Regions from separate parts of the Homo sapiens genome. Here region 1 is linked to region 2. The links are chromatin loops, found by intact Hi-C in ENCODE. Cell type or tissue: GM12878. All regions are shown on one strand. Each heading gives the region's core, and the rest is flanking DNA. Links, peaks and the distances in the headings are about the cores only. Region 1 has its middle 300 kb from the start of ZWINT. Region 2 has its middle 350 kb from the start of ZWINT.

The links. A loop is a pair of places that touch in the nucleus more often than their neighbours do. Peaks named below come from ENCODE experiments on the same cell type or tissue, not always from the same donor. Only the 100,000 strongest peaks of a DNase experiment are listed, where the experiment ranks them.
Region 1: it touches region 2 in a loop (5-fold over the local background); 2 of 110 quality-filtered maps call a loop at or near these places.

What each region holds. Positions count from the first base shown.
Region 1 is chr10:56,656,563-56,672,385 of GRCh38, reverse strand. No RefSeq gene overlaps it. Among named protein-coding and RNA genes, the nearest start is that of ZWINT, 300 kb to the right of the region's middle. In GM12878, for the core only: no CTCF peak of the experiment used is centred there; a DNase peak (open chromatin) is centred at 9,449.
Region 2 is chr10:56,702,614-56,718,436 of GRCh38, reverse strand. No RefSeq gene overlaps it. Among named protein-coding and RNA genes, the nearest start is that of ZWINT, 350 kb to the right of the region's middle. In GM12878, for the core only: no CTCF peak of the experiment used is centred there; no DNase peak of the experiment used is centred there.

The DNA.
Region 1 (15,823 bases), core at 5,266-13,265, 49 kb after region 2:
GGGAATACAAAGATCAGCCCTTTAAGTGCATGTTCTTAGGAATAAGACAATTATTATTATTATTATTATTTAATCTGATGATTCAGTTTCTGATAGTTTTTACTCAAATATGTATATTAAATGAGAGAAATTTGAACTCTAATAATATGCAATAAACAAAGAGATACAAATAACAAAAATGATACATAGTTGGAATTTTAAATGAATATCAAAATTAGTAGGGATTCCAGAATCTTATCCAATGGTGATTAGAAGAGACAAGCATATACAAGGGTGGAAAGAAAAATAAAGAAAAAATAGATAGAAGGATTATTATGGCCTCATTCTTTTCTTTTATTCTTTTGGCTTATTTCTATAATAAAGGATGCCTTATTCTCTTTTATTACAAGGAGAAGGGAAAATTCAGGACAATGCTTCTTCTCTTGGAAAGCTCTAGTGGACTCTTTTTAAAGCAACAAGCTTCTAGTGAGCTTTTGTTTGCCTGTAGAAAAGCAAATTAAGGTTCCATCTGGGAACTTGTCACTCTATAGGAATACATGTTTTATTGAAATGTTTGCAGGATTCACTATTCTTAGGGTTGTCAGAGATGGGCACCTCTCTCATTAGGTACAATGAGAATGGTATGATGCAAGGGAATTATGAGGCAGCATGCAACTGCTGCAGAGGCACTGACTTTAAGAAGAGAGCTGTAAGTAACTTAAGTCTTCAGCAATGCAGTATTTTCCACAGAAGGAAAAAGCTAAGGCAAGAGGGAAGAGAGAAAGGTCTTGGAGTAAACACCTAAGACTAGAATTGAGTTCTGTATTCACTCTGTGTTTTCTTAGGTTACTTACCCTTCAGTTGTAGTATAGGGATAATAACATCACATTTGACTGTTATGAATGATAATTGGAACAATATATATAAATCATTGACCAAAATGTCTGGCATACATTAGGACTTCGAGAAGTGGTGGACATTATTCTGGAAAAGAGTAGATACACAGCAATGACTAGTGATGTTGACTAATTTAGTAAATTGCTTATACATACTCAGATTTCTAAAATGCAAAATTAATTGTGGTGCACTTTTAAGTTGATTTCCTCTTAGCTGTTGAATATTCGTTTAAGGAAAATGTTTGTTTCTTACGTAGCAAGTGAAAAAAAATGCACAGATCCTGGGATTTAGTCCAGAATGGAGGCTAGTCTTTATGCTTCTTTCATCACTGGGCTGAGCCCTTTACTGCAGTTAATATAGTTTTGAGGCTGGGAGAGGCCATAAGTTGGAGTTCAAGTTGCTGGACACTGATCTCTGCCTAAGAATTGGTATTAAAATATAGGAAACCTATGGTATTTGAACAAGCAAAGTAGAAGTTACATTTGAGAGGAAATAAATGAAAGTTGATATGGCTGGTGAGTAAAGAAGAAGGAATACTGATTCTGTAGGAGCCTGGTGAATGGGAGCTAGATCATATAAAGAAATCATATAAGGACATAGGATCACATATTGAATTAAGGATTTTGTACTATATCTTAGAGTGAGAAGTTAATGGAGAACTTTATGCATAATAATAACTTGAATAACAAATTTAATAAGACATTGTTACTGTACCATGAGGGAGGTTTTGAATAAAGCATTAACAGATGTAGATAAACCAGTTTAGAGGCTTTTATATAACTTTGATATAAAGAGGATGGCTTCAAGACCTAGAATTGTGTAAGAGGAGATAGATGGTAAGTAGAAAGTAGACTCAAGATAAATGGTAAGACAGTGGCACCGGGTATAAAGAGTGATTTCCAGATTGTCAACGTTTCTAGCTCTATTCAGTGAAAAAATATACCTTTCATCAGTCATATCTTTTTCAAATGGGTGAACATTTCTCTTGTGTATAGCCTAGATGATATTATTTGGGAGTCTGTGCAGGACATAAGATTATGTGTATTACAAAAGGAAGTAACCCCAAATATTGTAGTTCTCATTCTAGTTCACACCAGCTAGTGTTCATGACATGTTGGGAGGAACAATTGCTTAGTTTAACAATTCAAAAACTTTGACACATAATGTGAGTCAGACAGGCTAAAAACAATAAACAAAATTGACATATACTCTTTCTTCATGAAGCATTACACTGGTATAAACTGTTTCAGCAGATGTCCATTGACTCTACATAATTAACAGGAAATTAGGAAGTAGAGGTAGTATGAAGCCCATAGATTAATATCAATGAATTTTTACCTGCTTTCTAGCATTTGGGCCATGTCTATAATTGTCTTCTGATGTTATTATTAAGTTAATTAAAACTAACACTATAAACTCTATCAAAAGTATTATGGTACAGTTTTGTTTTCTATTGTTTTTAAGCCCAAAGATGCTTAGCATAATTGTTCTATAATATTCCTTGAGTACTCATCTTAATTGTGAAAATGTAGGACAAGTCTTTTCCCACTTGATATTCACTTTCAGTTCATAAGACAAAGATAAATATCTTACCAAATTGAGACAAGAAGTTTTATGATGGAGCCAACACATTTTTCCTTCTTACTCTTTCTTCCTAATACTAGAAGTTAGGCCTATCTTCCCATTGGCAGGAAAATATCATGGGATTTTGATTGTTAAGTTCTCATAAAGAAAATGAGGAAATGGGGAAAGTTCATTATCTTTCCCAAGTTACTTCTCTCTGGGGTGAAATGAGAACCCTGGGATTAGATTTCATCTTTTTTTGGGAGTTGCACTGTCTCTCACAGGACCTGTAAATGCACTTAATGAAAACACAAAGCAACTATTGGATATATTATTCCCTTCTTCACCAAGTTTATTCCTCTAAGTAGCATATACTAAATTTTGGAGGTGGGAAGGGGAAAAAGTAAATGCAAACCCTTTTTGATCTGCCTTTTTAGAAATACCACCTCCAAACAAATTTATTTTTGAGCATTTTCTATGCATATTGTCAGATGTACCCAACACAATCCTTCTTTGAGGCCTTACCTTTAAAAAATACCTTTGCAAGGGAAATCATTTTTAAAAATTAACAGTTCTGTAAATATTGTGAATAGTCACATTGCTATGGTCTGAATGTTTGTGTCTCCCCCACAAAATGTATATGCTGAAATTCCAACCTCCAAAGCCGATAATATTAAGAGGTGGGTCCTTCGGGACTAGACAAGACCATGAAGGTGGAGCCCTCATGAAAAGGATTAGTGTCCTTATAAAAGAAGCTGGAGAGAGACTCCTCACTCCTTTTGCCATTAAAGTTAACGGCAAGAAGCCCTCACCAGACATGGAATCTGCTGGTGCTTTGATCTTGGACTTTTAGCTTCTAGATCTGTGAGAAATAAATTTCTATGGTATAGTATTTTTGTTATAGCAGCCTGGAAGTGCCCACCAATCTGCTGTCTAATGAGGACCTGCTTCCTGGTTTGCAAATGGCCATCTTCTCATTGCATCCTTACATGAGGAAGGGAGAAGTTAATCGCTTTTGTGTTTCCTCTTATAAAGGCACTAATTCCATTACAGGAGAGTTTCATCCTCATGACTTCATCTCTTGAAGTCCCCACTTCCTAAAACCATCACTTTGGTGATTAGGATTTCAACACATCAATTCGAGGAAGATATAAAAACATTCAGTCCATAATACCAGACATTTCCGAAGGCTATGAATTTTATATATTACCCATCTGCAGACTTAATTTTTACATCAAATATTAAGTTTCTTGTTAAAAATTAATAAAGGAATATTGTTTAAAATTTATTTTATTTAACTTGAGATATCCAAAATAGTATTTTTTAACATGCAATCAATAAATAAAAGTGTTAATGAGGTATTTGACAGCCATCTTTTGAACTACGTTTTTGAAATCTTTTTTGAAATTTTATTAAAATTTTACACTTAACAGCAAATCTTAATTTGGTCTAGCCGCATTTCAAAAGCTTGATAATAACATGTGGCTCTTATATTGAACATCAGAGTAGTACAGTGTTTTCATGACCTTTATTTATTTTAAAAAAGAAAGAAACATGGTAGAATCATTGTTTAAATGGTGCTTCTTCTTGCATTAGACAAAAATAGGTCTTGACTAGATGGCTTACGATATGGAGGCCATCTGTTTTAGAGTGATTATGCTATCTTGTGACCATGTTATGGGAATCATTTGAATAAAGAGAGAAATGTACATACTTAATAAGTAGATTAAATATTAACTTTTCTCACTACTTTTTGTTTTGAAAATTTGTCCTAAAGCACTGTAAATGCTGTATTCTTCTAGTAGTGTATGTTTTTTGTTTTATATGGAGTTTATTTTAAAATAAATTTTGGCTAAGACAAAGTTTTAATGGCTCATAATCTTTTTTATTAAGGTGAAATTCACAAAATTAATTAAAGTATACAATTTTAGTACATTCGCATTTAGCACATTGTGCAACTATAATGTCTATCTAGTTACAAAGCATTTCATCATCCCAAAAGAAAATCCTACACTTTCTGAACTGTTACTCCCTATTTCTCATTATCGCCAGCCCTTCTATTTTTCTGAATGGAATGCACGCTGTGCAGTGAACCGCAGAGACAGAGCACGCCGGCCCGCAGGGTGGCCAGGTGCAAGACCACCTGAGCGAAAACACGCTACTCAACCAGTGCCCACTCACCTGCTGGTCTCAAGACAGAGGCACAGGTGTGAGTCCAGGCTCTGATACCTGCTACCTGGACAAGTCACTTTACTAAGTCTTAATTTCTCTATACAGGAGGGAGGAAAGAAAGGAAGGAAGGGTGCGGGGGGAAAGGGGGAAGGGGAAAGGGAGGGGGAGGGGGAAGGGGAGGCTTCCTAGAGGCTTTCTATTTTTTTGGATGCACTTATTCTGCATATTTCATATACATTTAATCATATAGTATGTGACCTTTTGTTTCCGGTTTCCTTCACTCAGTCTAATATTTTCTTTTTGAGGTTAATCGATGATATTACGTGCCTAAGTACTTCATTTTTATTTATGGTTGAATAATAAACCACTGTATGTATACCACGCTTTCAGTCTTCATTCATTTATTTTTAGGCATTGGTGTTGTTTTCACCATTTTGGTTATTGTGAATAGTGGTATTCAGTATTTACACAAAAGTATTTCTTTAAGTTTCTGTTTAAAACTTTTTGGACATATAGCCAGCAGTAGAATTTCTAGGTCATGTGGTAATTTTATATATATAACTTTTCCAGGAACCACAAAACTTCCACAGCAGTTGTATTCTTTTATTCCCACCAGCAATGTAAGAGGTTTCTGATTTCTCCACATCCTTGCCAATACTTATTTTCTGTTTTTATTTTTGTTTTGGTTTTATTATAACTTTCCTAATATATGTGAAGCTGGATTTTAACACAGTTCTGCTTTGCATTTTCCTAATGGCTAATGATGTTAAATATCTTTTCATGTATTTGTTAGCTATTTGTATATCTTCTTCAGGGAAATCTCTATTAAAATCTTCTTGTCTTATAAATTGGACTTTTTGTTGTTGACTTGTAGGAGTGTTTGGTATATTCTGGATAATAGACTCTTGTCAGCTATGTGACTTGCAAATATTTTATCCTATCTGTACACTGTCTTTTTGCTTTCTTAATGTCCTTTGATATGCAAATGTTTTTAATTCATAAAGTTCAGTCTATCTAATTTTCATTCGTTGTTTGTGCTTTTGGTGTCATATCTAAGGATCCATTGCCAAATAAAAGGTAATAAAGATTTATCCCTATGTTTTCTTCTAATATTGTTATAATTTTATCTCATATTTAGGTCTTTGTCCATTTTGAGTTAATTTCTATATGATATGAAAGTCAAGCTTCATTATTTTGTGTGTGGATATACAGTTTTCCCAGTACTATTTGTTGAAGAAACCAGTTTTTTCCGTATTAAATCTTCTTGGCATCCTTGTTTAAAAGAAACTTAAATTGTCAAAGAGTGAACTGTTTTTCCCCACATATTTGTAAATAATTCTGTTTTCTTTCTGTTATTGATTTCTCCCTTTATTCATCATGTCAGATGCTTTGTATGATCTCAATTTTTTACATGTACTGAGACTTGTTTTGTGGCCTAACATATGTTTTATCATGTTCACTTGAAAAGAAAGTATTTGTTTTTATTGAGTGGGGTATTCCATATATCTCTTTTAGGTCTGGTTCATTTATAACGTTGATCAAGTGCCCTATTTAACACCAAGAAAATCATTTTTTTATTCTTTTTTTCTACACCTAAAAAACTATTTTTCTGCAATAATAAAATAAAATAATAATGTCAGAAAAGAAACTCAGCAAGTGAAAATTTTATTTTATGAAACTTTGTATATATAAGCATGCCAAGGAAAAAGTCAAAATAGAAAATAAGCATAATGGGAAAAAAAAGACTTCTTAACTCTGGCGAGATGACATAATTCTGCCTTTTAAACATGGATAAATTTGCAAAACAATTTTACTTCAAGAAAGTAAATGATTGCTTGGCCCCTTGTTACAACAAGTGTTCCTCATAGGCCAGAAACATTAGCATTACTTGAAAGCTATTTAGAAATACAAGATTCCAGGCTCTATCCCAGGCCCATTGATCAGATTATGTTTTAACAAAATGCTCAGGTTATTCAAAAGCACATAAAGTTTAAAAAATATTGTTGTAGATGAGTGGTTCTCAACCATAACTATACTTTAGAATCACATAATAATCATAAAGAAAAAACAAGAGAACTACTCATGCCAGCATCTTATGTAGAGATTCTAATTTAATATTCCTAGAATGGTTCTCTAGTTTTTTGTTCATTTGTTTGAATGCTGCAAATCTAGGTGATTTGACTTCCACCCAGTAATGAGTCATTGATCTATCAGGAGTTTTTAACTGCAGTCCACAGATCACTTGTATTTCAATAAAATTATTGTTTTTCTATAATCATATATGTGTATATATGTGTGTGTGTGTGTGTGTGTGTGTGTGTGTGTGTGTGTGTGTGTTTTCTTTGATCCTTGCATTAAACATATACCATTCCTTAATGAAGGAATACATAAAATCCAATAAACTGCCAAAGGAGTCCATGACACAAAACTTTTAAGAATCCAGAAAAAAATAATTATCCTGACCTTTTTCTAATGACAAAATGTCATATGCACTTAAAGGTCAGTGCAATCTAATCTTACCTTTTGAGCCCAACTGCGTACTCAAACTTTTTTTTTGTTCCTCCTTACAGTGATCAAACAAGACCTAGTATGCTTTCTTTCTTATCTGATTATTAAAAATATGTGTATCTAATTAACTTAGTTTCTTCCCAGTGGCAATTTGTGGTTGAATATCTAGAATCTATTTTCTCTTCCATAATTATAAATGTAACCATTTATTTTTTAGGGTATCTCAACCTTTCCCTCAAGTATGCCAAATGCTTCAAGGGAAAGTAAAATATAGCAGCTCTTTATCTAGGCTCTGATAGCCTAAGCCAATCAGCCCATTCCCAGGTATTGCTTTAGTAATAGTCATATGATCTAAGCTAGTTCAATAGGAGTGAGTCTGTGGTAATTGTGATTGAAATGTTGAGTCACAACAGATTGTCCTTCCTTTGACTGTGAACTAGGAATCAATTATTCTCAATTGTGATAAACCTTTCCATGACTATGATAAAATAATTATTTAGAAGAAGACAAGACTGTAGTTGGCAGAAGATAGAGATGAAAAAATAAACAGACAAATGAACAAACTATTCTTTCTTACTTTTATATGGCTAGGTTACCTGAATGTGAGTCTGAAGGTCTCCTTATTCCTGGACTTTATATGAGCAATTCAGTCCTCTTTATTAGTAGGCCAGGTTGAGTCGTTTGCTGTTTCTCTTAATCAAGAACATTCCAAATTTTTATAGGATTTGGAATTGTGAATGGGACAATTAAGGACCCATTCAATTTCATTAAAAGTGTGAACTTGATTAAGTAAAGGAGTTAGGTAGAAGACAAAAAAATAAAAAAAAACAAAACTTTTATCCACAATATGTGGAAGTTTTCAATCCTTATTTTATGGTAGCAAAAGAGTTAAAATGAGGCCTACTGAAGCATGGATTTGATATTAGACTTTATGTCCAGAAACTACACCATTAGGAGCTTGGTGAAAAACAACCAGAATATTGGACTATATTATAAAGGAAAAAGCAAGCTTGATCCCAAAGTGGCTTTTTGAAGAGAGCAAAAAACAACAACAAAAAAAGTTTGCTAACAGAGGCTTAGTCTACCCATGTGCTGAATTCCCTGATGTTTAAAATGTCTTAAATACCAGGCATGCTAGGGCATAGCTGGAAAGGCTAAACTTCACACACTAAGCTGAAGTTAATAAAGGGAGAGATGAGGAGGTAAAATATTCAGCAAAGGCAAGGTTGGGACCAATGAGAAACTTTCCTGTCCTCTTCAAGCCCCTCTTGTTAATTATTCCTTATCTGCTAAAGGAAGCAACAGTGGTCATTGTCAATGCAAGCAGAAGCATCCTGGGCACAGATAGGACGCTTTTTGATGTATCCTGTCTTTGTTTAAAATGTTTATCTCTGTTTATTATGTATTTTTACATTAATTTTGAAGTTTTAAAATATTGTTTAAATATTTTGTTCATCTTAGTTGCAGTTTCTTTTGTGCCTCTTTTAATTTTGTGTCCAAGGCAAGTCGCTCACTTACCTCACTATTGTCCTGGCCCTATATCTCCTCAACTGCATCAATTATTTTGAATTGTTTAGAAGTGAAGACTAAGATAAAACCAAAATGAAATCTTTGATAATTCAGTTGAGCCATTACATCAATCAAGCTGGTAAACCTTTCTCAGTTTTATTGACCCATTTCAAGATGGGATTTTCTATTACTTTCACTTGAAAACTCCCTAACACATCTATGTTTATTTTAGCTTACAAATCCCCTTTGTTTCTGCTGGTAGGACCACCATTTACTTAGTTTAGGTAGCTCTGGGCGGAAGTGGTAACAGTGTAGGTTGCCAATACCTTGACAGACACAACTTTTATGATGATATATCCTCACTAAATAAGCAAAAACTGATTGTCTGAAAAGGGAAAGTTCTATTCAATTGTGAATATTTTTTATGCTCTGCATCATACCATATGCTTTGGTGATATGAGAAAGAGGTATATCCAAATGGTTTCTGTTTTTCAGAGGCTCATGAGACAGTGGCAAAAAAAAAAAAAAAAAAAGCCATAAGGTGCAATGGGTTAAGGACAAATACAGACTGAAACTATTCTGATCCTTAGACAGTATAAAGAGAACCAGAAGAGAAAATAACAATCTTATAAAATTATTAGTTCATTCAAAGTTGAACTTTAAGAATAAAGATAAAATAAAAATCTTTACTACATGGATTTAAAATTACATGGGATTTTTGACAAGTAAGGTGATACCTAACAGAGTTAAATTAGAAGAACTGAAACTTAAAATGCTATGCTTAGTTCATTCACTTAACCTTTCATTTCAGATGAGTTATTGAGTAACTGTGGTGAGCAAGGCCTTAACATTGCTATAGGAAATGGAAATATAAATCAGGAAAAAATAGTAGCCCAGTTGCAGAATAAGATAAAGGCACATATAAACATAACTTGTGGCAGAATATAATATGGGCTCAAAAAGAAGCATAATTTAGGTGTTATATCATTTAGATAAATGCAAGGTCATAATCAAATATGGCAAAATCACACAATGATCCATGGAGAGGGGGTTAGATTTAAGGTCATTATTGGAGGATGGTTAAGATGTGCATAGGAAGACAAGCAATTGAGAAATGGTTTTATTAACTCATGTACACAATTGAATTAGAAGGTGCTATTCCCTCAAGATGCTGCCTTATTAATTCCTTTAATGGTAGATTTAAGGTATTTAGATTTTTATAAAAAATAATTCTTGCAGGCTGTGCATGGTGGCTCACGCCTGTAATCCCAGCACTTTGGGAGGCCAAGGCAGGCAGATCATGAGGTCAGGAATTCGAGACAAGTCTGGCCAACATAGTGAAACCCTGTCTCTACTGAAAATAGAAAAATTAGCTGGGCATGGTGGTGTGCACCTGTAGGCCCAGCTACTTAAGAGGCTGAGGCAAGAGAATAGCTTGAACCCGGGAGGCTGAGGTTGTGGTGAGCTGACATCACAACACAGCACTCCAGCCTGGGCAACAAGAGCAAAACACCATCTCAAAACTAAAATAAATAAATAAAATACAAAAATAATTCTTGCAGATGTTATTTTTTACTCCTGAAAGAGTGCCATAGTATTATTTGCATGCTGGAATATGTGGGGTAATGGAAGCTGTAGTTGGTTCAGTTAATAAAACATTTGAATTTTCTTGCCTTTATTTATGGGAAGAAAAGACCAGTTTGATTAAAGCAATATCCATTTAATCTAATTTGTGTTAAAATTTTACTTCGTAAATATTTTTATCTCTGTTTAGGTGTTAGCAAAAGCCTGTGCGTATCATAAATGTAGTCACATATTCATACTGTCTATTTTTGCTTTTCCTCCAAACAAACTGACCTACTCATCTTACCTATATAAAGAAAATGTCTGTTTGCTTTTCGTAAGTTCTTTCTTCTGGCCCATTTGAAAATTAGAGTTTCATGTAGAGCAGTCCAGTTATATTTTTTTCTCTATCACTGTGTAGAAAATGTTGAAAATTTTGCACTTGAATGAGGAGGCAAAGAGACTTACAGGCTGATTACTGTCATTGATGTAGTATCAGGAATAGAGTGCATGTATGACATTCTTTATACCCTGAATGATGAGTATGATCATGAACAGAAACTTTACGCCTAACTTCAATTTCAGATTTGCCAACAGCTCTTTGTATTTTCTCTGCTTTCTTAAACAATATTTAAGTCTGCCCCTTTAAATAGTAGCAAAAAAGACATGGTCCATAGCAATAAGGCAAATGCTAGGGACCTGAGGTCATTTGTCTGTGGAAAGTAAGTAGGTACAATAATCTCCCCTTATCTATGTGGGATACTTTTGAAGACTCCAGGTGAATGCCGGAAACTGTTGATTGTACTGAATCCTATATATACCATAAAATTTTTCTATACATACATACTTATGATAAAGTTAAATTTATAAATTAGACATAGATATGCTGAGTAAGGTGGCAAAATAGAAAGCTCCACCGATCATTTCCCTGACAAAAACACCAGTTTAACAACTATCTATACATGCACAAAAATGGACCTTCATAAGAATAAAAAACCAGGGGAGCACTTACAGTAACTGGTTTTAACTTCATATCACTGAAAGTGGTGCTTAAGTCATAAGAAAAACAGTCTTGAATCATTGATGCCAACCCTCCCTTGTCCCCTAACAGTGGCAACACAGTGTGGAGAGCCTTTCTATGTGCTGGGGAGAGGGGTTGACTCAGTCCTGCCACGTTATGGCAAAAAACAAAATCAAACCAAACTCAGGTGATTCCTGCCCACAGAGGGGGCATTTATACCAGCCCTGCCCAGAGGGGAATTGCCAATCCCAGAAGTAGGAACTTGAGTTCCCACAAGCCTCACCACCACAGGCTAAAGTGCTCTGGGACTCTAAATAAACTTGAAAGACAGTCTAGACCACAAAGACTGCAACAGCTAGGCAAGTTCTAGGGCTGAAATGGGCCTAGAGACAGTAGACCAGGGGGAGGTAGGGAGGATGGAATAGACTGAAAAAATAGGTAGGGTAGCTAAGAGGGTGCTGGAATCACCCTCTCCCTAATTCTAGGCTGCAGAACTTGTAGCTCCAAATAAGACCACTTCTCTCTGCTTGAGGAAGGAAGATGGAAGACTAGGGAGGACTTTTGTCTTGCATCTTGAATATCAGCTCAGTCACAGCAAAATAGGGCAGCAGTCAGAGTCACGAGATATCCTTTCAAGGCCCTAGCTCTGTACAATTTTTCTAGACACCACTTGGGCTAGAAGGGAATCTGCTGCCTTGAAAGGAAAGTCCCAGTTCTGGCAGGATTCATCGCCAGCTAACCGAAGAGTCTTTGAGTCCCGAATAACCAGTAGCAATACCTAGGTACTATGTTGAGGGCCTTTGCTGAGATTCTAAGACTAGCTGGATTCAGGTGAGACTCAGCACATTCCCAGCTGTGATGGCAATGAGGTGAGACCCCTTCCACTTAAGAAAAGCAGAGGGAAAAGCAAAGGAAACTTTATATTGCACCTAAAGTACCACCTTGGCCACAGGGGTGTAGAGCACCAAGTAGAATCTTGGGGTCCCGGACTCTGGCACTTGGCTCTTGGATGACATTTCTGGTCCTGCCCTGGGTCAAATGGGAGACCATTGCCCTAAAGAGTGAGTCTCAGGCCAGAGAGCATTCATTATAAACTGATTGAAACTGATTGAAGAGCCCTTGGGCCTGAAGAGAACATTGGCGGTAGTCTGGCAGGACTCCCTATGAGGGTGTGGTGGTGGTGGCCATGGGATGAGGCTCCTCTGCCTTTGGAAAGGGGAGGGAAGGACTGCATCTTGTGGTTTAAATGCCAGATCAGCTGCAGTACAATAGAACAGCAGGTACAATTCTAAGATTTTTGACTACAGTCCCTAGCTTCTAGGTGGAAACTTTGAACATATCTCAGACCTGGGGGAACTTTCCACCCTGAAGAGAAGGACAAAGGCCTGGCTGGCATTGCCACTTGCTGATTGTATAGTCCTGTGGCCTTTAGCAAATGTAGGTGGTATCCAGAGAGTGGTTGCAGCAGGCCTTGTGTAAGACCCAGTACTGTTTTGGCATCAGGTCTCACCCACCACAGCCCTCATGTTAATGGCTACAGGAGTGCTTGTGTCACTCCATCCCGAGATCCAGGTGGCTCAGAACAGAGAGAGAGAGAGAGAGAGAGACTCTGTTTGGGAGAAAGTAAGGGAAGAGAACAAGAGTTTCTGCCTGATAATCCAGAGAATTATTCGGACCTTGTCTAAGACTATCAAGGTAGTACCTCTATGAGTCTGTAAGAACCACAGCATTACTGAGCTTATGTTGCTACCTGAAGTAGACAGTGCTTAGATCATAACACTAAAAGTCCTTTTGAATAGCTGGAAAGACTTCCCAAGATGTATCAGTACAAACATTCTCAGACTAAGAAGTTTACAATAAATATCTAACTCTTCAATGCAAACACACAGATGAACCTCTGCAAGTATTAAGACTATCCAGGAAAATATAATCTCACAAAATGAACTAAATAAGTCACCAAGGATCAATTTTGTAGAAATAGAGAAATGTAACCTTTCAGACAGAGAATTCAAAATAGTTGTTTGAGGAAGCTCAAATAAATTCAACAAAGAGATTGAAATAATTAAAAAGAATCAAGTAGAAAATCCAGAGTGTCTTAGGTTAGTTAAGACTTGTTTTGGGAACTTACATATAATCTATCTTGGAGAATATTCCATGCACAGTTCAGAAGAATGTGTATTCTTCAGCTGATGTATGACATGTTCTGTAAATATCTGTTAGATTCATTTGGTATAGAGTGCAGTTTAAATTCAACTGCTAAATTTCTTTTTAAAATTTTCTTCCTGAATGAGTGGTCCATTAATTAAAATGGGTATTGAACTCCTCTACTGATATAGTATTGTGGTCTAATTATCCTTTTATATCTATAAATATTTGCTTTATAAATTTAGTTACTGTGGTATTGGCTGCATTCATGTTTATAATTGTTAAATCCTATTGCAGAATTGACCTTTTCATCATTATATAAGGACCTTCTTTGTTTCTTTTTACAGTTTTTGACTTAATGTCTATTTTATTTGATATGAATATAGTTAATTTAATTTTTGGATATGCATTTGCATGGAATATCTTTTTTCATCTCTTCACTTTCAGTCTATTAATGTCCTTACAGGTGAAGTCAGTCTCTTGTAGATAGCATGCAATTGATTCTTGGATTGTTGTTTTGTTTCTTATCCATAAATTTACTCTATTTCTTTTAATAATATAACTTAATTAATTTACATTCAAGGTAATTGTTGATAGGTATAAACCTTCTACTACCATTTCATTCATTTTTTATTCGTTTTGTGGAGTCTTTCTTTCTTTTTTTAAATTTTCAAGCATGCCATTTATTTAAAAATTTTACATATTGTGAAAAGCAAATGAAATAAATAGAACAGAATATTTGCTTTGTGTCCATTTTTAAACACAAGCTACATTTTTTAAAAAAGCTAGAACAGAATGTTTCTTTCTCATGTATTACTCACTTATGTGAGATAACAAACCTACATATTTGGGTATTAATGAGCCCATATTATTTAAAGTTCTAGATCCATAAATTCGGTCTCATATTAAAAAAAATTAATGATCATTTGGATATCCTAAAGTATAAACTCATGAGTGCTTTTTCTTTTGAAAAGAGCCATGATAGCAACAATAATAAATATTATGTGAAACTTTATCTTTTCAGAAGTAAACCAAAGTATTTAACTTGTTTTACAAACATCTGTACAAATATTTCTACAAACACACTTATAATTACAAATATTTCTACAAACACGCTTATAATTACAAATATTCTACAAACACACTTATAAATGTAAGTGATATCTAGTATAAATGGATTTTACCCAAAGCCACATGAAATGGTATTTCAAAGTCATAGTCCAAGAGCGAAGAGTTCAAATATATATGACAATAGTCTGCGAAATGGAGCACTCTGATTGATATTTTTTAAATGAGGGGTTAATTTTACTCAATATCAGGATTTTTTTTATAGAATAAAATTCTGTAAAGTTTTAGCAACATGAAATTGAAGCATCCTAATTTCTGCTGAGTAGGAAACTTTATTGTCATCTTCTGTTTAGTAACATAAAGAGAGAAAGATGATCCAAATTGACAAATGGAATCTAATTAAACTAAAAAGCTTCTGCACAGCAAAAAAAAAAAAAAAGAAAAAACTATAATCAGAGTGAACAGGCAACCTGCAGAATGGGAGAAAATTTTTGCAATCTATCCATCTGACAAAGGGCTAGTGTCCAGAATCTACAAGGAACTTCAACAAATTTACAAAAAAAAAAATCCATCAAAAAGTGGGTGAAGTACATAAACAGACACCTCATAAAAGAAGACATTTATATAGCCAACAAACATATGATAAAAAGCTCATCATACTGGTCATTAGAGAAATGCAAAACAAAATCACAATGAGATACCATCTCACACCATTAATGGCAATCATTAAAAAGTCAGGAAACAACAGATGCTGTAGAGGATGTGGAAAAATAGGAATGCTTTCACACTGTTGGTGAGAGTGTAAATTAGTTCAACCATTGTGGAAGACAATGTGGCAATTCCTCAAGAATCTAGAACCAGAAATACCGTTTCACCCAGCAATCCCATTACTGGGTATATACTCAAAGGATTATAAATCATGCTACTATAAAGACACATGCAAATGTATGTTTATTGCAGCACTATTTACAATAGCAAAGACTTGGAGCCAATCCAAATGCCCATCAATGATAGACTGGATAAAGAAAATGTGGCACATATACACCATGGAATACTATGCAGCCATAAAAAGGATGAGTTCATGTCTTTTGCAGGGACATGGATGAAGCTGGAAACCATCATCCTCGGCAAACTAACAGAGGAACAGAAAACCAAACACTGCATTTTCTCACTCATAAGTGGGAGCTGAACAATGAGAACACATGGACACAGGGAGGAGAACATCACATACTAGGGCCTGTTGTTGTGGGGGGGAAGGGGAGGGAAAGCATTAGGACAAATGCCTAATGCATATGGGGCTTAAAACCTGGATGACGAGTTGATAGGTGCAGCAAACCACCATGGCACATGTATACCTATGTAACAAACCTAAACGTTCTCCACATGTATCCTAGAACT
Region 2 (15,823 bases), core at 2,775-10,774:
TCCTTAAATATTTTCTCATGAGTTTTTTCCTTATGACCTAAGGTGGCTGCTCAAATTTTAGCCATGACACCACATTTGAGTCAGCATAAAAAATGAAGGAAAAACGAAGACACATATCCTGTCCCATTAAAGATAGTTCCCATAAGCAAAACAAGATACCTCTGCTTGTATCCCTTTGACTAGAACTTAGTCAGAATGCCACACTGTTTGATTAGAAGCCTGTGGCATGAAGTTTTTAAATCCTGTATGACTACGTTTACAAATAAAAATTGGGGATTTTCTAAGGAAGAATGAAGGGAAAATTAGATGTCTAGAGACAGACAAGATATCTGATATACTGCTATAAATGTTGCGGTAAACAGCCTCACAGTCTGATAGACAATTACGGACCTTACTGGAATGTTAAAAAGAATGCAGAGGTAAAATTAGGAAGCACTTAGAATTTTATTGCTTTAGCGAAGATCAAGCCTGTCTATTTTTATACTAAAATTACACTAGTGTGTAGAGTTACTAGATTTAATAAATAAAAGTACAAGAAGCCCAGTTAAATTTGAATTTCATTCAGTCACAGAAAGGAATGAAATTCTGATTCATGATACAAAATAGGTGAAAGTTATGCTAAGCAAAAGAAGCCAACACATAGGTCATATATTGCATGATCCTATTTACATAAAATATCGAGAATGGGCAAATCTGTAAAGACAGAAAGCTAGTAAGTAGTTGCCAAGGGGTGATGGTAGAGAAGACATGGGTAGTGACTGCTAATCGGTACAAAGTTTCTCTTTGGAATGATAAAAGTGTGATGGAATTAACTAGTGGAGACACTGGCACAAATTCTAAATATTATAAAAGACCACTAAATTAAACACTTTGAGAATAAATTTCATGATGTAAAATTTGTAACTATACAAATTTATAATAAAAAGTTAAACAAAACCATACAAACAGTATGCTAGCCAAATTTAGTCTGCAGGCCATACATTGCCAACCCTTGCCCTACACTAGTTGAGATCAACTTGGGAGACTTAAAAAATTGCAGATGCTGGGCCTTGCACCCTCTGATACTGATTCAGTTGGTCTAGGATGGTGTTTTTGTTTGGTGCTTCCCAGGGGATTCTAGTATGTATCCATGGCTGAGAAAAATGAATTGTCTAGAGCAGTGTTTTTTAGCTTCAGGTTTAGCCTGGATCTTTTGCAAACCATTGTTGGAAGCAGAGTACTGATCCCTCAAAGATGTTCAAATCTGAATTCCAGGAATCTGTGGACATGGTAACTTACATCAAAAAGGGACTTTGCATATGTGAATCAATTAAGTACCTAGGGATAAGAGAGTTATTCTGGATTATATGGGTAGGCTCGAGCTAAACTCACTGGGTCCTTAAAATCAGAGAGCCTTTTGTGGCTGTAGTCAGAGGAAGAGTTGAATACAAGAGGTTGAAGAGATGCAACTTGTCTGGTTTTAAGATTCAGAAAGAAGGCCATAAGCCAAGGCCTATGGATGACTTTTAGAAGGTGGAAACCTCAAGACAATAAATTATTTTCTAGAGCTTCCAGAGAGGAACATAGCCTTGCTGACACCTTGATTTTAAACTAAAAACTTCTAACTAGCAAGCAATAGGATAAATTTCTCGTTTTAAGCCAAAATAAAACTGGATTTTTTATGAACAGGTTTTTTTTTTTTTCTGTTTTTCTTTTTTTTCAGTGTAAATATGTAACATAATATTTGGGGCATATTTATACTAAATATTTACATGTTGTTTATTTGTAATTTAAATTTAGTTGAATCTCTTGTATTTTACCTGATGACACTACTGGTGTGCTTATTGAAAAAAAAATCAGCTGAAAGGTTAAAGTTCCTGGAATCTATGTTTGTAATAGATTTGTTGAATCTTATAATGGTGCACAAAAAATACGCATATAAATACTGCAAATAATAGTCATCCTTCTGGTATTATAAAAAACCTTGTTGTACCTTGCTTAAGTGATAAATTTGAAAAACTTAATGCTCAGCTAATATTTAGTGTCAAAAATATTTTCCTGTGTAAATACAAATATTGTAACCTCAAAATTTTATGAAAAAATACTCTTTACTCTTTATCATAAGTACTAATAAAAATACCTGGAAAATATATATCAAATTAGAATATGGCGATGTCTTAGATTCCTAGCAGTCATTTTGCCAATACAAAATTCCAAATGAGACAAAGAGTAATTCATCACTAAATTCATTAACATAAACTCAAATTTGTACTTTATTTCTCAAAAATTTAATTCAGTGAAAAAATATTCAAATGTGGCACATATACACCATGGAATACTATGCAGCCATAAAAAATGATGAGTTCATGTCCTTTGTAGGGACATGGATGAAATTGGAAATCATCATTCTCAGTAAACTATCGCAAGAACAAAAAACCAAACACCGCATATTCTCACTCATAAGTGGGAATTGAACAACGAGATCACATGGACACGGGAAGGGGGATATCACACTCTGGGGACTGTTGTGGGGTGGGGGGAGGGGGAGGGATAGCATCGGGAGATATACCTAATGCTAGATGACGAGTTAGTGGGTGCAGCGCACCAGCATGGCTCATGTATACATATGTAACTAACCTGCACCATGTGCACATGTACCCTAAAACTTAAAGTATAATAAAAAAAAATTCAAGTACTATAAAATATAAATGTGATGTATATCTTTGGAGAGTTAAGCCAGTGAAATCTTTTTACTTTAGGGAAATGGCTGATGGAATTTTAAAAGTGAGAATATAAATCAACAGCCTCATGATTATTCTGAAATACTACTATAGTAATGACAGCAATTATTTTTAAAGGACTGTTTTGAAACATGTAGAATTGAAACTTAATAATTTAGCTGTCTCTGCATAAATGTGCTCTTTCATGCGTGAGAATTATGTTACTAATCTAGACTCATGAGTACTGATGTGTCTGCACTAATCCATCCCTGTTGATTGTCTCAGTTCTCCTTCTGATGAATGGTACACAGAGTGAGCAGGCTTATTTGGGGTTAGCTAAATATGATATGTTGCAATGCTTCCTGATAAGTAGAAAGAGGAGACTGAACCTTACCCTTTAGCATCGCATTTCCCTCTCTTAAAAGTTTAATCAGTTTCCTACAAGTTGTCAGAAGTCTTATATTATAGATTTAATAAATAAATTTAAACGGAGAGTGTGTTGGTCATGTGATCCCAGAAGTAAAGTCAATACAAATAGGTTATATATTTCTCTGTATGCAAATATTGTTTATCTTTGACTTTGATTTGAATAACTGCATCTCAATCTTGCAAATTTGAGAGTGGCTCTTGGACCAAAGCAACAATATTTTATCTTGTCCCTTGGTGTGATCTAAGGGGTATTCCTAAAAAATAATCTGTATTAAAAGGAAAATCTGTGGTCCTGCTCCAGAGCCTTTCAAATTGCCATTATAATTTTATCCTATAGCAGGAGTTGGCAAGTTTTTTTTGAAAAAGGGCGAGTTAGTAAGTATTTTTTATTTTGTGGGCGATAAGGTCTTCATTACAACTACTTGTCTTAGTTTTTATAGAACTAAAGAAGTCATAGAGAATACGTAAATATAAATGGATGTGGCAGTGTTCCAGTAAACTTTATTTACAAATATAGGCAATAGAACAATTTTTTTCCTAGGAACTGTAGTGTGCCAACACCAATTAAAAAAAAAAACTGCATCTTTAGGAAGCTTTGATAAATTTCAAACCCTTTGTAAAAGAACCATATTAAGCTATCATCTATTTTTGATAGAACGTAAATTTAAGGCAAAGCAATAATCAAAAATGTGTTTTAGACAATGCAAATTATGTAGGAAATGAACAGATATTATAAACCCAAAAGCTCAATTATGATTAGGAAACACTAATTTTAAAAAGTTAATTAGCTTTCCTTGATCTGGGATTTCTGTTTTTAATATGCTAACATGTACTATAGAGCTCCACGATTTAGTTATAATTTGAATTGTTTCTCAGAGTACCTTAGTTTTGCAATGCACATGTGACACTTATAAACTGAACAGTAGTAAAGAATGTAGTCCACATGGGCAGTCATGCTAGGACATTGGTACAACACTATAGGAAGCCACAGTTTAAAACATTCTTGAGATTGAGATCCAAAAGAGAGGGCAGAGCATAGAAGAGCCAAAGATGGAATGTAGATGATGAATTGCTCTTCTGCCTCAGAGTGAAATTGAGCTTTCAATAGTAACAATATCTTGAGCAGTGAATGAAGATAAAAAGTTATAGAAAGATTTTTATATGGATGATAACTGAGAATTGATTTACAAATAAAGTATGCATTTGGTCAGAAAAATTTAGTATCAGATACCAAAAACGGACACAACTCGAAAGAGCAAATCTTAAATGGGGCATTACATTTATTGCATAATGCTAATATTTAACCTTCATTAGAAATATGCTTTTTGATATATTGTTCATGAAATTGTTTGCTTTTGTCTGCCTCTAGCATCAGCCTCTTTCATTCTAGAAGAATTTTTGCAGTGATATTTCCTTAGCAGGAGAATAAACTCACACTTTAATGAGAGAGAACTACGTCTTTACATGAATTTCAAAATAACATTTTTTTCTAAATACCTTTCTGCTATTTATAGAGAAACTCCATTGCACAGGTAAAAATATTCAGCCATCTCTAAAAATACAATGCCTCATCAAGATGAACGATGTGGAAAAGTTACACTTCTAGAGTGCTTATAATGATGAAAATTGTGGTGATGCAAAGAAGAAAATCATAACAGGCATTCATTCTTTGGGGAAACTATTTTTAAAACCTACAAATAAACCATAGAATTCCTAAAACTACCTTTGGAAAATTAAAGTTATATAATGCTAGCTTTAAGTATCTAATTACCTATGTGTAAATTATAATTTAATATTTTTACTTTAAATTTTTATGATATTAATAAAAAATAATTTCCATTGTCTTGCTTCCACCATTGTTTATTTCTGCTATTTTCCTTATTCCCCATATGGCATATTCCAAGCACAAAGTAGTGCATGAGATCCTGAACACAGAACAGGACACACTGATGTTCTAAGTTCTTTTCTGGTTTTCAGAAGCTTCTATTCAACACTCCAAAATTTTAGGCTTTTTATATTACTTCTAATTGTCCAACATGCTTGATAAAGTCTAATTCTTCTTAAGTATTGAGCCTTTCACTACCTCCTTTCTTCCACATCCCTGTATAATTATTCATGCTATTCTCTAGATCTTCAGAGGAAAATAACTAATTCTTACCAAAGTATACTAACTAATGTTAAACTCCTTGTTGCAATTTTTTTTAATTTAAAAGTTATGCGGATTATCTAAGTTCTTTGTCTCATTTTAACTTTAATTTAATAATTGCTCTTGTACCATATTCACAAATTATACATTTATCTCTATTTTCCTTCATTTATCTACTGTTTTATTCTCCTTGTCCCTACTGATTCTGTTGTTTCTCATATTTCATATGTGTTTTCATACTTTAACATAGATTCCAGTGGCCTAGAATTCTCGTCATTTTGATTTTTTAGATGGACAATCTACATATTTAATCACAGAATGATAGTTTTGGGGTAATTAGTACAGCTGTGGGGATATTACCTGTACCTATTTATTTAACAAATGAACAACTTCAGATTGAGAGAGTCACAAAAATCCTCACAGAACTCAGGTGTCAAGGCTCCATATTCACAATACTTTCCAATCTTTTATGCTAGAAGTACAATCATAAGATAATTTCTGCTAGTACTTATAATAGCAAAAAGCTACATTTGTGGAGTCACTGATATGTGTCAGATATGATACTTGTATTAATTCTAATCTTGGCACACATATTGCAAAATTGAATTTATCATACGTACTCAATGTGGGAAACTCAGAATCAGAGAAGATAAGAAATATCCTTGTGGACAATTCTTTAGTTAGGTATGTCTGATTCAATAATCTTATATTATTCAAAATAATTCACTGCCTCTCCGAGATCAACTTTTGAAAGATATTTCAACAATGTTTGAAATGTAATTCATGTGTCCAGATCTAGAATTCATAATTGCCAAGAAATTCTGAGGAAGGTGAGAAAATATAGTGTACATCATCATATTGCCCCCAATTCATTGGTAACCAGTTGTCAGTTATTCTGGAGAAACTAGCTGAGTCACCTTATTTTATTTATTTTTTTAAAATTTTTTTATTTTATTATTATTACACTTTAAGTTTTAGGGTACATGTGCACAATGTGCAGGTTAGTTACATATGTACACAGGTGCCATGCTGGTGTGCTGCACCCATTAACTCGTCATTTAGCATTAGGTATATCTCCTAATGCTATCCCTCCCCCCTTCCCCCACCCCACAACAGTCCCCAGAGTGTGATGTTCCCCTTCCTGTGTCCATGTGTTCTCATTGTTCAATTCCCACCTATGAGTGAGAACATGCGGTGTTTGGTTTTTTGTCCTTGGGATAGTTTACTGAGAATGATGATTTCCAATTTCATCCATGTCCCTACAAAGGACATGAACTCATCATTTTTTATGGCTGCATAGTATTCCATGGTGTATATGTGCCACATTTTCTTAATCCAGTCTATCATTGTTGGACATTTGGATTGGTTCCAAGTCTTTGCTATTGTAAATAGTGCCGCAATAAACATACGTGTGCATGTGTCTTTATAGCAGCATGATTTATAGTCCTTTGGGTATATACCCAGTAATGGGATGGCTGGGTCAAATGGTATTTCTAGTTCTAGATCCCTGAGGAATCACCACACTGACTTCCACAATGGTTGAACTAGTTTACAGTCCCACCAACAGTGTAAAAATGTTCCTATTTCTCCACATCCTCTCCAGCACCTGTTGTTTCCTGACTTTTTAATGATTGCCATTCTAACTGGTATGAGATGGTATCTCATTGTGGTTTTGATTTGCATTTCTCTGATGGCCAGTGATGGTGAGCATTTTTTCATGTGTTTTTTGGCTGCATAAATGTCTTATTTTGAGAAGTGTCTGTTCATATCCTTCGCCCACTTTTTGATGGGGTTGTTTGTTTTTTTCTTGTAAATTTGTTTGAGTTCATTGTAGATTCTGGATATTAGCCCTTTGTCAGATGAGTAGGTTGCGAAAATTTTCTCCCATTTTGTAGGTTGCCTGTTCACTCTGATGGTAGTTTCTTTTGCTGTGCAGAAGCTCTTGAGTTTAATTAGATCCCATTTGTCAATTTTGGCTTTTGTTGCCATTGCTTTTGGTGTTTTAGACATGAAGTCCTTGACCATGCCTATGTCCTGAATGGTAATGCCTAGGTTTTCTTCTAGGGTTTTTATGGTTTTAGGTCTAATGTTTAAGTCTTTAATCCATCTTGAATTAATTTTTGTATAAGGTGTAAGGAAGGGATCCAGTTTCAGCTTTCTACATATGGTTAGCCAGTTTTCCCAGCACCATTTATTAAATAGGGAATCCTTTCCCCATTGCTTGTTTTTCTCAGGTTTGTCAAAAATCAGATAGTTGTAGATAAGCAGCGTTATTTCTGAGGGCTCTGTTCTGTTCCATTGATCTATATCTCTGTTTTGGTACCGGTACCATGCTGTTATGGTTACTGTAGCCTTGTAGTATAGTTTGAAGTCAGGTAGCATGATGCCTCCAGCTTTGTTCTTTTGGCTTAGGATTGACTTGGCGATGCGGGCTCTTTTTTGGTTCCATATGAACTTTAAAGTAGTTTTTTTCCAATTCTGTGAAGAAAGTCATTGGTAGCTTGATGGGGATGGCATTGAATCCATAAATTACCTTGGGCAGTATGCCATTTTCATGATATTGATTCTTCCTACCCATGAGCATGGAATGTTATTCCATTTTTTTGTATCCTCTTTAATTCATTGAGCAGTGGTTTGTAGTTCTCTTTGAAGAGATCCTTCACATCCCTTGTAAGTTGGATTCCTAGGTATTTTATTGTCTTTGAAGCAATTGTGAATGGGAGTTCACTCATGATTTGGCTCTCTGTTTGTCTGTTATTGGTGTATAAGAATGCTTGTGATTTTTGTACATTGATTTTGTATCCTGAGACTTTGCTGAAGTTGCTTATCAGTTTAAGGAGATTTTGGGCTGAGACAATGGGGTTTTCTAGATATACAATCATGTCATCTGCAAACAGGGACAATTTGACTTCCTCTTTTCCTAATTGAATACCCTTTATTTCCTTCTCCTCCCTAATTGCCCTGGCCAGAACTTCCAACACTGTGTTGAATAGGAGTGGTGAGAGAGGGCATCCTGTCTTGTGCCAGTTTTCAAAGGGAATGCTTCCAGTTTTTGCCCATTCAGTATGATATACAATTTTTTCAGCACCACACCACACCTATTCCAAAATTGACCACATACTTGGAAGTAAAGCTCTCCTCAGCAAATGTAAAAGAACAGAAATTATAACAAACTGTGTCTCAGACCACAGTGCAATCAAACTAGAACTCAGGATTAAGAAACTCACTCAAAACTGCTCAACTACATGGAAACTGAACAACCTGCTCCTGAATGACTACTGGGTACATAATGAAATGAAGGCAGAAATAAAGATGTTCTTTGAAACCAACGAGAACAAAGACACAACATACCAGAATCTCTGGGACACATTCAAAGCAGTGTGTAGAGGGAAATTTATAGCACTAAATGCCCACAAGAGAAAGCAGGAAAGATCCAAAATTGACACCCTAACATCACAATTAAAAGAACTAGAAAAGCAAGAGCAAACACATTCAAAAGCTAGCAGAAGGCAAGAAATAACTAAAATCAGAGCAGAACTGAAGGAAATAGAGACACAAAAAACCCTTCAAAAAATTAATGAATCCAGGAGCTGGTTTTTTGAAAGGATCAACAAACCGCTAGCAAGACTAATAAAGAAAAAAAGAGAGAAGTATCAAGTAGATGCAATAACAAATGATAAAGGGGATATCACCACCGATCCCACAGAAATACAAACTACCATCAGAGAATACTACAAACACCTCTACGCAAATAAACTAGAAAATCTAAAAGAAATGGACAAATTCCTTGACACATACACTCTCCCAAGACTAAACCAGGAAGAATTTGAATCTCTGAATAGACCAATAACAGGATCTGAAATTGTGGCAATAATCAATAGCTTACCAACCAAAAAGAGTCCAGGACCAGATGGATTCACAGCCAAATTCTACCAGAGGTACAAGGAGGAACTGGTACCATTCCTTCTGAAACTATTGCAATCAATAGAAAAAGAGGGAATCCTCCCTGACTCATTTTATGAGGCCAGCATCATCCTGATACCAAAGCCTGGCAGAGACACAACCAAGAAAGAGAATTTTAGACCAATATCCTTGATGAACATTGATGTAAAAATCCTCAATAAAATACTGGCAAACCGAATCCAGCAGCACATCAAAAAGCTTATCCACCATGATCAAGTGGGCTTCATCCCTGGGATGCAAGGCTGGTTCAATACACACAAATCAATAAATGTAATCCGGCATATAAACAGAACCAAAGACAAAAACCACATGATTATCTTAATAGATGCAGAAAAGGCCTTTGACAAAATTCAACAACCCTTCATGCTAAAAACCCTCAATAAATTAGGTATTGATGGGATGTATCTCAAAATAATAAGAGCTATCTATGACAAACCCACAGCCAATATCATACTGAGTCACCTTATTTTATATGCTATCTCATTATCCATGTTAAAAATGTGATGTCCTGTAATCTAAAAGCTCTGTTTTTGAAAATCCCATGTGTATCTACTTATCACAAATAAAGAGCATAGATCTCATATTTTTGTAGAATAATTGAGCCCCAGATGGTGGTAATTTGAATGAAACAGCTACTCCTTGTGTCTCTCTGATGAACTATTCAGGATTAAGAATGATAACAAAACTTCGAAAGCCTGACTGCAATAATAGATCCCAGTACTGCCTTTTATTGTTAATGATGACACTTGCTATTTTACTAGAATTAAGTTTTTGAGCTACTCTGAGGATGCTTAAGTCTTTAATGATCTTTTTATCATAGCAGAAAAAGTTGAAAACAACAAAATTCACCCAAATACATTGGATGCAGTGTTCAACACTAGAGAGGTGCGTTGGTTTCATTCTGAAGCATTAACTCTTTTGTCCCAGCCTGATGCCTGATGGACTCTGAGAGGCTCAGAAGTAGGATTTTTTGCTCAACTAGGCAAGATTTACACTTACTTCACTGAGATAATCCTTTAGCCTAGAACCATATTAGGTTTGTGGTTGGTAAATTGGAATACATAGAAAAAGCACATTCTGAAATTTTCCATAATCCTGGAAAACACTCTGGTCCATTTAAGCACAATTCTAGGGAGAAATGTACACTTAAATGTTCTTTACCATCTCCCACAATACTGACTGCTTGAAGAAGGTGATGTGGCTGAGTATGCCTGATGAGGAGAATCCAGCATCTGGAATAAGCCAAACATGTTACTTAACTGCTCTGAGGGATTTTTCATAACCATGAATTGGTGATGATAAAAATGCTCATCTGCATTCATCAGAAAATTATAAGGCCTGTGAATTTACCATTTATTTTGAAAATACTTATTCAAGAGTTTGGTGTCACAGTACCGCTTTTGGAAACATATATATATATATATAAAATTATATATATAGTCATATGTTTATATATGAATTTTATGAACATAAACACAAAGCTCTCTTTTATCTTTAAATCTGGGTACAATGACTTGTGAACATTCCATATCCTTATTGGATAAGCTCCAGATAAATTACTTCATGTTATTTAATTAAAATCAACAAAAATAACATATTTCTGACTATGTGTATTTGGGGAGAATCCAATGGGGACAAGATGTAGGTCATTTGTAAACTGAGGATTCAAATAACATTATCTCTTACCCATGGTTTTTAATAAGGTCAACATCAGTATATTTCATAAAGAGATTATGTCATGTAAATACTTAGTTTACAATAAACATAGTACTAAGAAATTGAAAGATTTGAAGATAAAAATAATGACAATTTGTAAGTGTTTAACATAAGTTCACTTTCATATTTGATCATCTCTCAAAGGAAAATTAAGGGTTGCTTTTAGGGTAGGCTACTGTACTCTCACTTGCCCAGTACAACTGTGATGTTTGTTCATGCTGCTGCCTTTACTGAAATTTGTGGCCCTTTAGCTTCTACTCACCCAATTGGTACACAATATTCAGGATCCTGATCAATTCCCAGCTTCTATAGGAAATAATTTCCTCTTACTAGTCCACATTAAGATGTTTTCACTCTAAATTCTTATTAACATGAGAGTATGCCCCATGCTTTTCAGTCTTCAAATACCTGTACTGCATTATCTTTCTCCTAAAACAATATTTGAGTTGCAGGATCCAGATAAAGTTTACATTTTATAACTTGAAAAAGCCTGTAGAACACTCATAGGCATAGTATAAGGTTCAAAGAAGATTAGCAGATTGACTGTAGTTTCATAAAGCATACTTATTTAATGTTCCTTTGCAAAATTTACTTGTGTGGGTACTGATTCCTTTTAGGGTATAGAAGGTAGCAAAAAAAATGTTCACAGTCACATTTAAAACAAGAAAAAAACAAAATAAACAAAATTATAATCTTTTCTCTTCATCTGAAAGCTGAGGGATCAAGGCATGCAGGTGGACTGAACTACAAATGGATACAACACACTTGAAGGAAAGAAGGAACACATGAGTAGGACACATAGTCATTTTGTATATGACAGATCACAGGAGAAAGAGTTGGAAGCTATAAAAGTGGATAAGAAAAAAATGACTGAAATATAACAAATTGTTAAGGGCCAAGAATGGACTTGCATTTATAATTCTGTGCAAACCAGGTATATAAGAAGTTCACACTTTTTGCCGTCACTCTACCATGGGCCTTCACTGGGTAGGTATTGACAAGAAATGTTTACAGTAGAAAACTGAGACTGTCCCCTTTGAACTATGAATATTCAAGGACTTGACAAGGTCTGAGGGAAGAACATATGGTACTGGAGAAACTAACTTTTCATATGGAAAGAAACTTGAAAAATTTCTTCCAAACCTACACAAAATGATCATGAATTGGTTTGTGAGACTTGAAGTAAAACCTAAAACTATAAAAGTTTTAGAAAAAAATATATTTAGAAAGAAACATTCAAGGCTTTGGAGGAGACAGAGAATTTTTAGGCTACAAGGAGCATTATTATAAAAGAAAATATTTGATAAATCAGAATCAATAAAACATAATTTTCTACTTTTTGTAATACATTATTAAGAAAATCAAAAGACATGACAGATTAAAATAAGATATTTTTAAAAGATTCATATAGAAGCATGATATGGGTTTCTCAATATAAAAGGATGAACTCAATAGTACAAATTAATATCAAAAAGTGAGGGAATATTTGAAAAGCAACCTCACAATAAATGCTCAACATCATTGGATATCAGGTAAAAGCAAATTAAAAACAAAATGAGATACCAATATACATGCACAAGAATAGCAAAAAATAGAAGATGCTGCAAATATGAAGTGTAGGCAAGGGTATGGAAAGAGACTGAACAATAAGAAATGGCGTTCTTTTTATTCTCAAAAAGACAAGAAAAATGGTACAGCCATTTTTGAAAAAAAAAGAAGTGTTGGAAGTATTTATTAAAGTCGACATTTTCTTCCTACATAACTTATTTACGTATTCATTTATTCATTTATTTTAGAGACTGATCTAGCTCTGTTGTGCAGGCTGGAATGCAGTGGAATGATCATTGCTCACTGTAGCCTCAAACTCCCTTGCTTAAGTAATCCTCCTCCCTCAGCTTCCCTAGAAGCTGGAAATACAGGCACATGCCACCATACCTGACTATTTTATCTTTTTAAAAATTTTTTAAAGACAGGCTCTTGCTATGTTGCCCCAGCTGGTCTCAAACTCCTGGGCTCAGCTCCTGCCTCGGCCTGAATTACAGGTGTAAGCCACTGCATCTGGCATACATGACTAATGTATTCTACTACCAGGATAAGTGAAATCATATGCCTACCTAGATTTGTACACAGATATTCACAGCAGCAAAATTTATAATAGGCAATACCGCGAAGAATATATCTGTTCACCAAGAGTTGTATAGGAAAGATGGTTTGTCTACGTAATGGAATATTACTCAGTAATAAAATGAAAGAAACTAATGCTATATGAAACAACATGAATTAATCTCAAAACAGCATGCTAAGTGAAAGAAATGAGGCACAAAATAATTAAATATCCTATTTACACAACAAATGGAAAATTAGATCAACAGAAAATAGATAAGTTGTTGCCTAAGACCAGGAGTAGGGGCAGAAATTAACTGCAAAGAGACATACAGGAATACTATTGGAGTATGGAAATATTCTAAAATTTGGTTATGTTGATGGTTGCACATCTGCAAATATTTACCAAATATCATCAAGCTTTATACTTAAAATAGGTGAAATTTATCGTGAATACATACCTCAAGAAAGCTGCAACAATACCATTTACTTTAGCATTAGGAACATGAAAAATACATAAAGATTTTAAAAAATCTAAAATATTATTGACAGAAATTTTAAAAATCTAAATCAATTTAGATATGTGACATTTTCATGGACTGGAAGACTTAATATTGTTAATATGATCATTCTTCCCAGTTGCTTTATAGATTCAAAGATACTTGACACCCTAAGAGTTTAATACATGTTGAGAAGCTAAGGACCTAGACTAATCAAACCATTTTCAAATAAAAAATATACAGTTGGTGAACTTAAAATAGCTGATTTTAAGACTTACTATAAAGAGCAATAATCAAAAGAGCGTGCAATTGGCCTAAGATGTACATTAAATCAATGGTTTAGAATAGTTACAAGAAAAATGTGCTTGTGTGTTCAGCTGATTTTCCACAACTGGTGTCAAGATAATGAAATGGGCAAAATAGTGTTGCTTTAGCAAAGATAATGGAAAAACTAAATACTCTATAAAAATAAAATCTAACACCATACACAAAGTCATAGATCTAAGCATAGAAACTAAAAATAATAACACTTGCAGAAGGATAATTAGAAGACAGTATTTGGTGCCTTTGATTAAAGATTTTTTTAAATAGGACAAAGTAGTATGGACTAGAAATGGGAAAAAATGACCATCTGAGGTATGTCAAAATGAGGAAATAGTGCTGTTTGTAAGATATTGTTAAGTGAATGTAAACACAAGTCATAGACTGAGAGAAATATTCGTGTAACAGATATCTAATAAAAGACTGCTATCTAGAAAATATACAGAACACTTAATTAAAAAAAAATAGATACCCAACGAAAGAAACTGGACAACAGATTTGAATAGTCACTTAAAAAACATGTAGCAATGGCAAATAAGAATATGAAAATATGTTCAACATTATTAAACATCAGGGAAATGCAAATTAAATCCATGATAAAATTTCTACATTCTTACTAAAATTTAAAAAATTTAAAGGTTTCATTTTTAAATTTCTTTCTAAAATATCATATAATTATGGTTCTTTTTATTCTTTCCATGTACAGTTTCATGAATTTTAACAATCTGTTTTTCTATCATTACAGTTTGTATTTTCAGGGATAAATAAATATATGTTCTATCAAACAGTATGCAATTGTTTTTGTAATGGCTTCTTTGACTCAATGTATAGAATGTGCTTGAGATTCACCTGCCCACTTTCTGGCATTGTAACAACAGTTCCTGTTACTGCTCAGGAGTATTCAAGAATTGATAAAATTTAAAAGAAAATACCATGCATTGGGATCATACGAATAAATTTGAAATGTTAACATTTTTATGGTGGGAATGTGAAATTATACAGCTACTTTAGAAATAACATGGCAGTTTTTTAATAATAACATTTTGTACACACTTACCTTATGACTAGCACTCTCATTCTTAAGCATTTATCAAAAATAAATGAAAATATATATCAGCACAAAGATCTTTCATGAATATTGACACAACCTTCATTTGTGATGATTAAAATGGCAAAAACTTAAATGCCCCCCACTTGTGGTGCATTCATACAGTGGGACAATGTGTAGCAAGAAGAAGATGACTACTGATAAATGCAACAACATGGATGCATCTCAAAAGCATTATGGTAAATGAAAGAAGCCAGAAATAACTTACTGTTCTTTGCATTTCTGAAAAAGCAAAATCACAGATATAAAAACACATGAGCATTTACTAGGACCTGACGATGTAAGGAAGGGTCTGTGGAGAAGAAGAGACTAACTACAGGGGAACATACGGAAACTGCTAGGTATGGTGAAATATAAATCTTGATTAATTAGTTAATTTCTTTTTCTATATGAACACAGTCTCACTATGTTGCCCAGGCTGTTCTCAAACTTCTGGCCTCAAGTGATCCTCCTAACTCCATCTCCCAAACTACTAGGATTATAGACATGAGCCACTGTGCCCAGTCAAATCTTGATTTATGACTATATACATTTTTTGAAAATTTACCAAACTGTACACCTAAAAATGGTGAATGTTATTGTATGTAAATTTTACCATAATTTAACAAAATGACTTCAACATAGCTTTGTTTTCCAGAGTGATTTAGGAAAAAGTCCTAAAAGAACTATACAATTTTAATAAGACTACACTGAACACAAGGATTACAGTATCAGGAAAAGAGACTTTCTCTTTTAAGCAATATCTTTAAATGGGCTATAATCATATTTTAAATGCACCATAATTATATTATACATTTTCTATTTTTTACTGTCAAATGAGTTATGAAGGTAAATGTGT